2 separate regions of the Homo sapiens genome follow, and region 2 is linked to region 1. A link is an interaction called in ENCODE POLR2A ChIA-PET data of the cell type or tissue named here. Cell type or tissue: GM12878. All regions are shown on one strand. Each heading gives the region's core, and the rest is flanking DNA. Links, peaks and the distances in the headings are about the cores only.

Region 1 (4,387 bases), core at 256-4,255:
CAGCCTCCTTGAGTAGCTGGGATTACAGGTATGTGCCACCACATCTGGCTAATTTTTGTACTTCTAGTAGAGATGGGGTTTCACCATGTTGGCCAGGCTGGTCTCAAACTCCAGACCTCAAGTGATCCGCCCACCTCAGTCTCCCCAAGTATTGGGATTTCAGGCATGAGCTACCATGCTGGCCAGAAGAGACTTTTTTAAAGATAAAATTTGCCATAATTTCTTTTTTCTTTTTTTTTCTTGCTTTGAGACAGAGTTTCGCTCTTGTTGCCCAGGCTGGAGTGCAATGGCGCGATCTCAACTCACCGCAACCTCCACCTCCCGGGTTCAAGTGATTCTCCTGCCTCAGCGTCCCTAGTAGCTGGGATTACAGGCATGCGCCACCATGCCCAGGTAATTTTGTATTTTTAGTAGAGACGGGGTTTCTCCATGTTGGTCTTACTGGTCTTGAACTCCCGACCTCAGGTGATCCGCCCACCTCGGCTTCTCAAAGTGCTGAGATTACAGGCATGAGCCACTGCGCCCAGCCCAAAATTCACCAAAATTTCATCCAAAACTGATATAAGGCATATAAACCCAGGTCCTGACAGAGCAGCTTCTCAATAATCATTGGTTCCTACTTATCCGATGCTCTTAATGACCTCAAAACGTTGGAAAACTAGGTCATGTTCCCTTTTTTGCAGATGAGAAGCTAAAGCTCAGAGAGTTGAGGGATTTGTCCAAAGTCACACAATGAACAGCCAGAATCCAATGTTTTGGCATCTAATATACTTCTTTTCCTTTGAGCCTGGCTATGTAGCAAACATAGTTTGGTGCAAATCACAGCTCTGCCATTAGTCACTGTGTGACTTTGGGTAAATGAATTCACCTCTTTGATCCTTAGTTTCTTCATTTGTGGGATGGAGAGAATAATTGTGCCCACCTTGTAGGACTGTTAAAAATAAGAAAACATATTTTAAATAAACAAAAAATTAAAGTTGGTTTTTTTTTTTTTTTTTTTTGGAGATGGTGTCTCACTCTGTCACCCAGGCTGGAGTGCAGTGGCGTGATCTCATCTCACTGCAACCTTGGCCTCCTCAGTTCAAGTGATTCTCCTGTCTCAGCCTCCCAAGTAGCTGCGACTACAGGCATACACCACCACGCCTGGCTACTTTTTGTATTTTAGTAGAGACAAGGTTTCACCATGTTGGCCAGGCTGGTCTCGAACCCCTGACCTCAAGTGATCTGCCCCCCCCTCAGCATCCCAAAGTACTGGGATTACAGGCATGTGTCACCACGCCCGTCCAGGATGTGGTTTTTAAAATTAGCATTGTGGGACCATTGAGCACGTAGCTAAGTGATCAGTAAATCATAGTCGTGGGTGTTTGGGGCATAGAGACCTGGATTTAAAGCCTAGCTCCACTTCTTAGAGCTGTGTGGCCCTTGGAAAGTCGTTTCTCCTCTCTGGGCCTCAGTTGTCTCACTTGTACAATGGATATAATTAGAAGACCTACCATGTGGGGCTGTTAGGAGCCATTCACAGCGTGCCTGGCCCATAGAAGTCCTCAGTGCACAGAAGCTATTAATTATGTATGAAGAAATAATTATAACAGGTACCGCTGGCAATCTGATAAATAGAAAAGACCTTGATGAAGTGCTGAGGCTAAGGAGTGGGAAATACCCTTCTCCCCAAGGGAGAAAAAACCAAAGGGAACCAGAGTTCAAAAGGGGAAGGTGCAGCAGCTGTGTTTGAGCCCCGAGAGGCAATTTCACCTTGACCCATAAAACTGAAAAGGGTTGTGTCTTCCTGTCCAGATAAGGATCAGAAGAACAAAGCGTACTATTAATTAAGTCCTGCCTATTTTTAAGTTTATGGGATATTTTTCCCCCTTAAAGATAAACTCACAACAAAAGTTCAAAAGGCAAACACAAGGCAGGGGTGGGAGCCAGTCCTGCCAGCCCTGAAACTCTGAGGTGGGTGGTTTGGTCCCAAGACCAAGTTTGCTCACCTTGGGCCTCTGGGAGTTAGACCACAGAGGGACCAGAGCCATCCAGAGAGGTGGGGAGCCAGCCCACCGTGTCTGCTGGTCCTGGCCCCCAGGGTGCAACTCGAACTGAGAAACCTGGCCGGGTCCCCAACTTCGCAGGAGGGAGAATGGACTTGGTGTGTCTTCATGTCCCCCAAGAGGATATGAGTCACAGCGAAGAAGCCAGCCAGGCCCAGTGTGCTCATTGTCTAGGCAGAGAACAGAAAAAACAAGTGCCTTCCCTTCTGGGTGGCCTTGGACAAATCATTTCCCTTCTGCACCTTGGTTTCCTCATCTGTGAATGAGATGGTGATAACTTTCAGCCTCCTAGAGTTGCAATGAGTACGATAGAAAGCAACTTCAGCTGGGCGCTGTGGCTCACGCCTATAATTCCAACACTTCAGGAGGCTGAGGCAGGTGGATCGCTTGAGCCCAGGAGTTCAATACTAGCCTGGGCAACATCGTGAGACACCCCCCACTCCCATCTCTACAAAAAATAAAAACAATAGCTGAGCATTGTGGCGCATGCCAGTAGTCCCAACTACTTGGGAGGCTGAGGTGGGAGGATCACTTGAGCCCAGGAGGCAGAGGCTTCAGTGAGCCAAGATCGTACCACTGTACTCCAGCCTGGGCAACAGAGTGAGACTCTGTCTCAAAAAAAAAAAAAAAAAAAAAAAAGAAGGCTGGGCATAGTGGCTCATGCCTGTAATCCCAGCACTTTAGGAGGCCAAGGCAGGCAGATCACTTGAGGTCAGGAGTTCAAGACCAGCCTGGTCAACATGGTGAAACTTTGTCTCTACCAAAAATACGAAAATTAGCCAGGCATGGTGGCAGGCGCCTGTGGTCCCAGCTACTTGGGAGGCTGAGGCAGGAGAGTCGCTTGAGCCCGGGAGGCGGAGGTTGCAGTGAGCTGAGATCATGCCACTGCACTCCAGCCTGGGCAACAGAGTGAGACTCTATCTCAGGAAAAAAAAAAAAAAAAAACCACAAACTTCAAGAGAATGCCTTACAGACTTACAGAGTCTCACTATGTTGCCCAGGCTGCACTCAAACTCCTGGCCTTAACTGATCCCAAGTAGCTAGGATTACAGACGTGTACCACTGCACTCGGCTTGTTAGCTGCCTATATCATCATCTCCCAGACTTTTTACATTGTGTTAAGGACACAATTGTTGAGTCAGGAATGCCAGGAGGGTCTTTACTATCCACTGTCAGTGTAAGCTTGGCAAGTCACATTCCTTCTCTGAACCTAAGTTTCCTCACCTGGAAATGAGGTGTAAAGACAGAGTGAGATGGTGAATAAAAAGGACTAAAGTACACATACTCAGAAATAAATAAAGCTGACCGGGTGCGGTGGCTGATGCCTGTAATCCCAACACTTTGGGAGGCTGAGGCAGGCGGATCACCTGAAGTCGGGAGTTCAAGGCCAGCCTGACCAACATGGAGAGACCCCATCTTTACTAAAAATACAAAATTAGCCGGGTGTGGTGGCGCATGCCTGTAATCCCAGCTACTCAGGAGGCTGAGGCAAGAGAATCGCTTCAACCCGGGAGGCGGAGGTTGTGATGAGCCGAGATCACATCATCATGCTCCAGCCTGGGCAACAAGAGCAAAACTCTGTCTCAAAAAAAAAAAGAAGAAGAAGAAAGAAAGCAGCTGTTTTATTCTTTTCAGTTTCTTTCCTAGATCCAGACACATTGGGGAGGTAACGAGTCCTATAGCCACACCTGCACGTTGGATTATAAATGGCCAGGTTACTTGTCAGCTGCCCCTCCAGACAAGAGCATTCTGCCATGATGGGAAGGTAGTCTATCCACACCACATGTGCCTATTGAACAGGTGATATGTGACTGGTATGTCTGGGGAACTAATTCTTTGTTTAATTTTAATTCATTTAAATAGTCACATATGGCTAGTGGCTACCATATTGGACAGCAGAGTCTAGACTATTATCTCCATGAGACTAGGAATCAAGGCTGTTTTTTATTTTTTGAGATGGAGTCTCCCTCTCATCATGCAGGCTGGAGTGCAGTGGTTCGATCTCAGTTCACTGCAACCTCCACCTCCCAGGTTCAAGCGATTCCCCTGCCTCAGCCTCCCAAGTAGCTGGAATTACAGGTGCCCACCACCACGCCCAGCTAAATTTTGTATTTTTAGTAGAGATGGGGTTTCGTCATTTTGGCCAGGCTGGTCTCGAACTCCTGACCTCAGGTGATCAGCCTGCCTTGGTCTCCCAAAGTGCCGGGATTACAGGTGTGAGCCACTGTGCCTGCCTGATACAATAAATCATTGCTAAGTGCCTACTAGACACTGAAGACACTATGCTGGACAAGGTAGAAATGGTCTCTACCAACATGGAGCTTACATTCTAGTGAGGGGGA
Region 2 (4,387 bases), core at 108-4,107, 240 kb after region 1:
GATGAATGAATGAATAGCAACAGAAAGTATAAAGAGCACTGAAATTGGTGCCAGCAGACCTGGATCCTAATCCTGACTCAACAGTCTCATCTTTTTTTTTTTTTTTTTTTTTTTTTTTTTTGAGACGGAGTTTGACTCTTGTTGCTTAGGCTGGAGTGCAGCGGTGCAATCTTGGCTCACTGCAACCTCTGCATCCCAGGTTCAAGCAGTTCTACTGCCTCAGCCTCCTGAATAGCTGGGATTACAGGCACGCACCACCATGCCTGGCTAATTTTTTTTTTTGTACTTTGGTAGAGACAGGGTTTCACCATATTGGCCAGGATGGTCTCCATCTCCTGACCTTGTGATCCGCCTTCCTCGGCCTCCCAAAGTGCTGGGATTACAGGCGTGAGCCACTGTGCCCGGCCTTTTTTTTTTTTTTTTTTTTTTTTTTCAATAGGCCCCTTTGAGAATGTAATGAGGACCAGCGTGGTGGCTCATGGCTGTAATCCCAACACTTTGAGAGGCCGAGGCGGACAGATTGCTTGAGCTTGAGAGTTTGAGACCAGCCTGGGCAACAAAGCTTTTTTCTTTATTAGAAAAAAAAAGAATCTAATGAAAGCTTTGAACCCTTTCCTCTAAAGACACACCTATGTGTAAACACACAGTATAGCACACATTGTTGGGAGAATAGGTGACCATAAAATATATTTGGAAACCCTCTAAGCATCTTTATGCCTCAGATCAAGAGCTCCTGGGGGCTGCATGTAGTGGCTCATGCCTGTAATCCTAGCACTTTGGGAGTCCGAGGTGAGTGGATCACCTGAGTTCAGGAGTTCGAGACCAGCCTGACCAACATAGTGAAACCCCATCTCTACTAAAAATACAAAATGAGCCGGGCATGGTGGTACATGCCTGTAATCCCAGCTACTTGGGAGGCTGAGGCAGGAGAATCGCTTGAACCCAGGAGGCAGAGGTTGCAGTGAGCTGAGATTGCACCATTGCACTCCAATCTGGGCAACAAGAGTTGAACTCCCATCTCAAAACAAAACAAAAAAAAGGCCGGCACTGTGGCTCACGCCTGTAATCCCAGCACTTTGGGAGGCGGAGACAGGTGGGTCACTTGAGGTCAGGAGTTCGAGACCAGCCTGGCCAACATGGTGAAACGCCGTCTCCACTAAAAATACAAAAATTATTCGGCGTCGTGGCGCAAGCCTGTAGTCCCAGCTACATGGGAGGCTGAAGCAAGAGAATCTCTTGAACCTAGGAGGTGGAGTTTGCAGTGAACTGAGATCATGCCACTGCACTCCAGCCTGGGCGACACAGCGAGACTCTGGTCTCAAAACAACAACAGCAACAAAAAAGTCCGGGTAGGAGAACAAACAGGGACTCTAGTGTGAGAAGGCTGGGCTCACATCTTGTTCCCTTACAGCCTGTGTGGCCTTGGGCAGGTTAGCTGAAACCGATGCCTTAAGGTCATGCAGTTTCATGAAGACAAAACCTTAGGATCATATTACTAGAGCTTTACTACCTGATTTAGCATGAAATCTTTCTCGAGTAGCCTAAGTTTTTATACTTCAGGGTGCAATCAAGATCATCAAATCTGTCAAACACGTCCTCAAACACAGCCAAAGGGTATATGAGGCCCCACACTGGGGCCATACAAAGGGTCTAAGCTAGCCGGGCTTGCTTGTAGTCCTAGCTACTTGAGAGGCTGAGGCCAGAGGATCCGTTAAGCCCAGGAGTTCAAGTCCAGCTTGGGCAACATAGCAAGACACCATCTCTAAAAAAAAAAGAAAAAGAAAGTGTTCAAGACAGGGATCAGGAACTCCTGGGTTCAAATCTCTGGTTTGCCACCAGCTATGCTTCCTCTTCTCTACAATAGGAATGTAATAATGTAATATGCATTTATTCATTCCTTTGTATAACAAATTTTTTTTTTGAGATGGAGTCTTGCTCTGTCACCCAAGCTGGAGTGTGGTGGCACAATCTTGGCTCACTGCAACCTCCACCTCCTGGGTTCAAGCAATTCTCCTGCCTCAGCCTCCCGAGTAGCTGGGATTACAGGCGTGCGCCACCACACGCGGCTAATTTGTGAATTTTTTAGTAGAGATGGGGCTTCACCACGTTGGCCAGGCTGGTCTCAAACTCCTGACCTCAAGTGATTCACCTGCCTCGGCCTCCCAAAGTGCTGGGATTACAAGCATGAGCCACTGCACCTAACAAGCATCCTGAGTAGTTAGGACTACAAGTGCACACCACCTCATCCAGCTAATTTTTTTTTTTTTAGAGACGGGGTCTTACTATGTTGCTCAGGCTGATCTCAAACTCCTGAGTTTAAGCGATCCTCCCACCTCAGCCTCTCAAAGTTCTGGAATTACAGGTGTCGGCCACTGTTCCTGACCCAGAGCCAGAATTTAAATCTAGAAGTCTGGCCCCAAAGCCTCCATGTTTAACCACTCTGAGATACTGCACTCTTAGCACAGTGCCTGGCACAAAATGAGTGCTCAATAATTGTTAACTGTTAGAATTGTCTTGATCTAGTCCAGGTGCGATGGCTCATGCCTGTAATCCCAGCACTTTGGGAGGCCGAGGCAGGTGGATCACCTGAGGTCAGGAGTTCGAGACCAGCCTGGCCAATATGGTGAAACCCTGTCTCTACTAAAAATACAAAAATTAGCCGGGCGTGATGGTGGGCACCTGTAATCCCAGCTACTTGGAAGGCTGAGGCAGGAGAATCGCTTGAACCTGGGAGGTGGAGGTTGCAGTGAGCAGAGATCGTGCCATTGCACTCCAGCCTGGGTGACAAGAGTGAAACTCTGTCTCAAAAAAAAAAAAAACAAGGAATTATCTTGATCTGTTGAAACAAAACTACTTCAAGTTGGAACTAGTCTTAAATTTTTTGACCATAAAAGAAAAAAAAACAAAGAATTGTCTTGATCGAGGTGGTACAGGGTCAATAGAAGAGGATCAAAATGGCATTTGGCTTTGGAGGGGCAGTCAGTCTGCCCTCCTGTAGGATATGACATCTAAGTCACCTACCCTCAAATAAATGAGTGAGTCAGAGACAAGTTTGGGCTGGGATGGAAAGAGTTTTCCAGAAAGATATCTTTCCAAAAGATACCACCAGAGAGGCTGGGTGCAGTGGCTCATGACTGTAATCCCAGCACTTCGGGAGGCCAAGGCAGGCGGATCACCTGAGGTCAGGAGTTTCAGACCAGCCTGGCCAACATGACAAAACCCCGTCTCTACTAAAAATACAAAAATTAGCTGGGTGTGCTGACACACACCTGTAATCCCAGCTACTTGGGAAGCTGAGGCATGAGAATCGCTTGAACCCAGGAGGCAGAGCTTGCAGTGAGACATGATTGCACTACTGCACTCCAGCCTGGGCAACAGAGGAGACTCTGTCAAAAAAAAAAAAAAAAAAAAAAAGGCCAGGCGCTGTGACTCACACCTGTAATCCCAGCACTTTGGGAGGCTGAGGCGGGTGGATCACCTGAGGTCAGGAGTTCTAGACCAGCCTGGCCAACATGGTAAAACCCCGTCTCTACTAAAAATACAAAAAAAAAAAAAAATTAGCCAGACGTGGTGGCAGACATCTGTAATCCCAACTGCTTGGGAGGCTGAGGCAGGAGAATCTCTTGACCTGGGAGGCAGAGGTTGCAGTGAGCCAAGATCACGCCATTGCACTCCAGCCTGGACGACAAGAGTGAAACACCGTCTTAAAAAAAAATTAGCCAGGTGTGGTGGCGGGCACCTATAATCCCAGCTACCTGGGAGGCTGAAGCACAAGAATCACTTGAACCTGGGAGGTGGAGGTTGCAGTGAGCCAAGATCCAGCCTGGGCGACAGAGCCAGACTCCGTCTCAAAAAAAAAAAAAAAGATTTCTGACTGAAGTGCACCTAGAGGTTTGCATAGAAGGCATAGAAGGCTGGGTGTCAGGGTTGGTTTCCTTGCAGTGGGAGGGGGCGGTCCAGCTGGGGTAGGCTGAATAGCGTAGCTGTGCAGGTTAGAACACTGGATTTAGACCTTGAGCCACCCAGGTTTGAGCCTTGGCCCTAGCCCTTCCTGCTAGGAAGACCTAGAGCAATCTGCTTTACTCTGAGCCTTTCTTTCTTCATTCATAAATGGGGCTAATAACTGGATCTTCCAGAGATGTTGTGAGCTTAAATGTGTCAATGTAGGTAGAAAGCCTGACACGTGGGGGCGGGTGTGCACAGTGATAGCTATTACTTATTTCTGTGTTCCTACCCCCACCTCTCAACCTTCTGCCGAGCTAGATTGTCAGCTTTAGAGGGCAGACCCCCAGTATCATCTATCTCTGTGACCCCATAGAATTTGGTGCTCAGTTATTTTTCCTTACTGGTCCCTGTTGATGCTCATACACTCGTCTACACCCGAGGT

What was found. Peaks named below come from ENCODE experiments on the same cell type or tissue, not always from the same donor. Only the 100,000 strongest peaks of a DNase experiment are listed, where the experiment ranks them.
Region 2: POLR2A ChIA-PET joins it to region 1 with 5 read pairs; 6 of 35 experiments call an interaction of 5 or more read pairs at or near these places.

The regions. Positions count from the first base shown.
Region 1 is chr12:120,675,688-120,680,074 of GRCh38, reverse strand. LOC105370029 (a long non-coding RNA gene) reads left to right here. Exons shown (of 3, transcript XR_945449.3): 3 at 3,681-3,899. It also overlaps a transcript of CABP1 not described here. Among named protein-coding and RNA genes, the nearest start is that of MLEC, 9.3 kb to the left of the region's middle. In GM12878, for the core only: no CTCF peak of the experiment used is centred there; DNase peaks (open chromatin) are centred at 1,346, 1,704 and 2,114; H3K27ac peaks cover 2,810 bases.
Region 2 is chr12:120,433,129-120,437,515 of GRCh38, reverse strand. No RefSeq gene overlaps it. Among named protein-coding and RNA genes, the nearest start is that of COX6A1, 2.8 kb to the left of the region's middle. RefSeq lists a silencer at 3,824-4,024. In GM12878, for the core only: no CTCF peak of the experiment used is centred there; no DNase peak of the experiment used is centred there.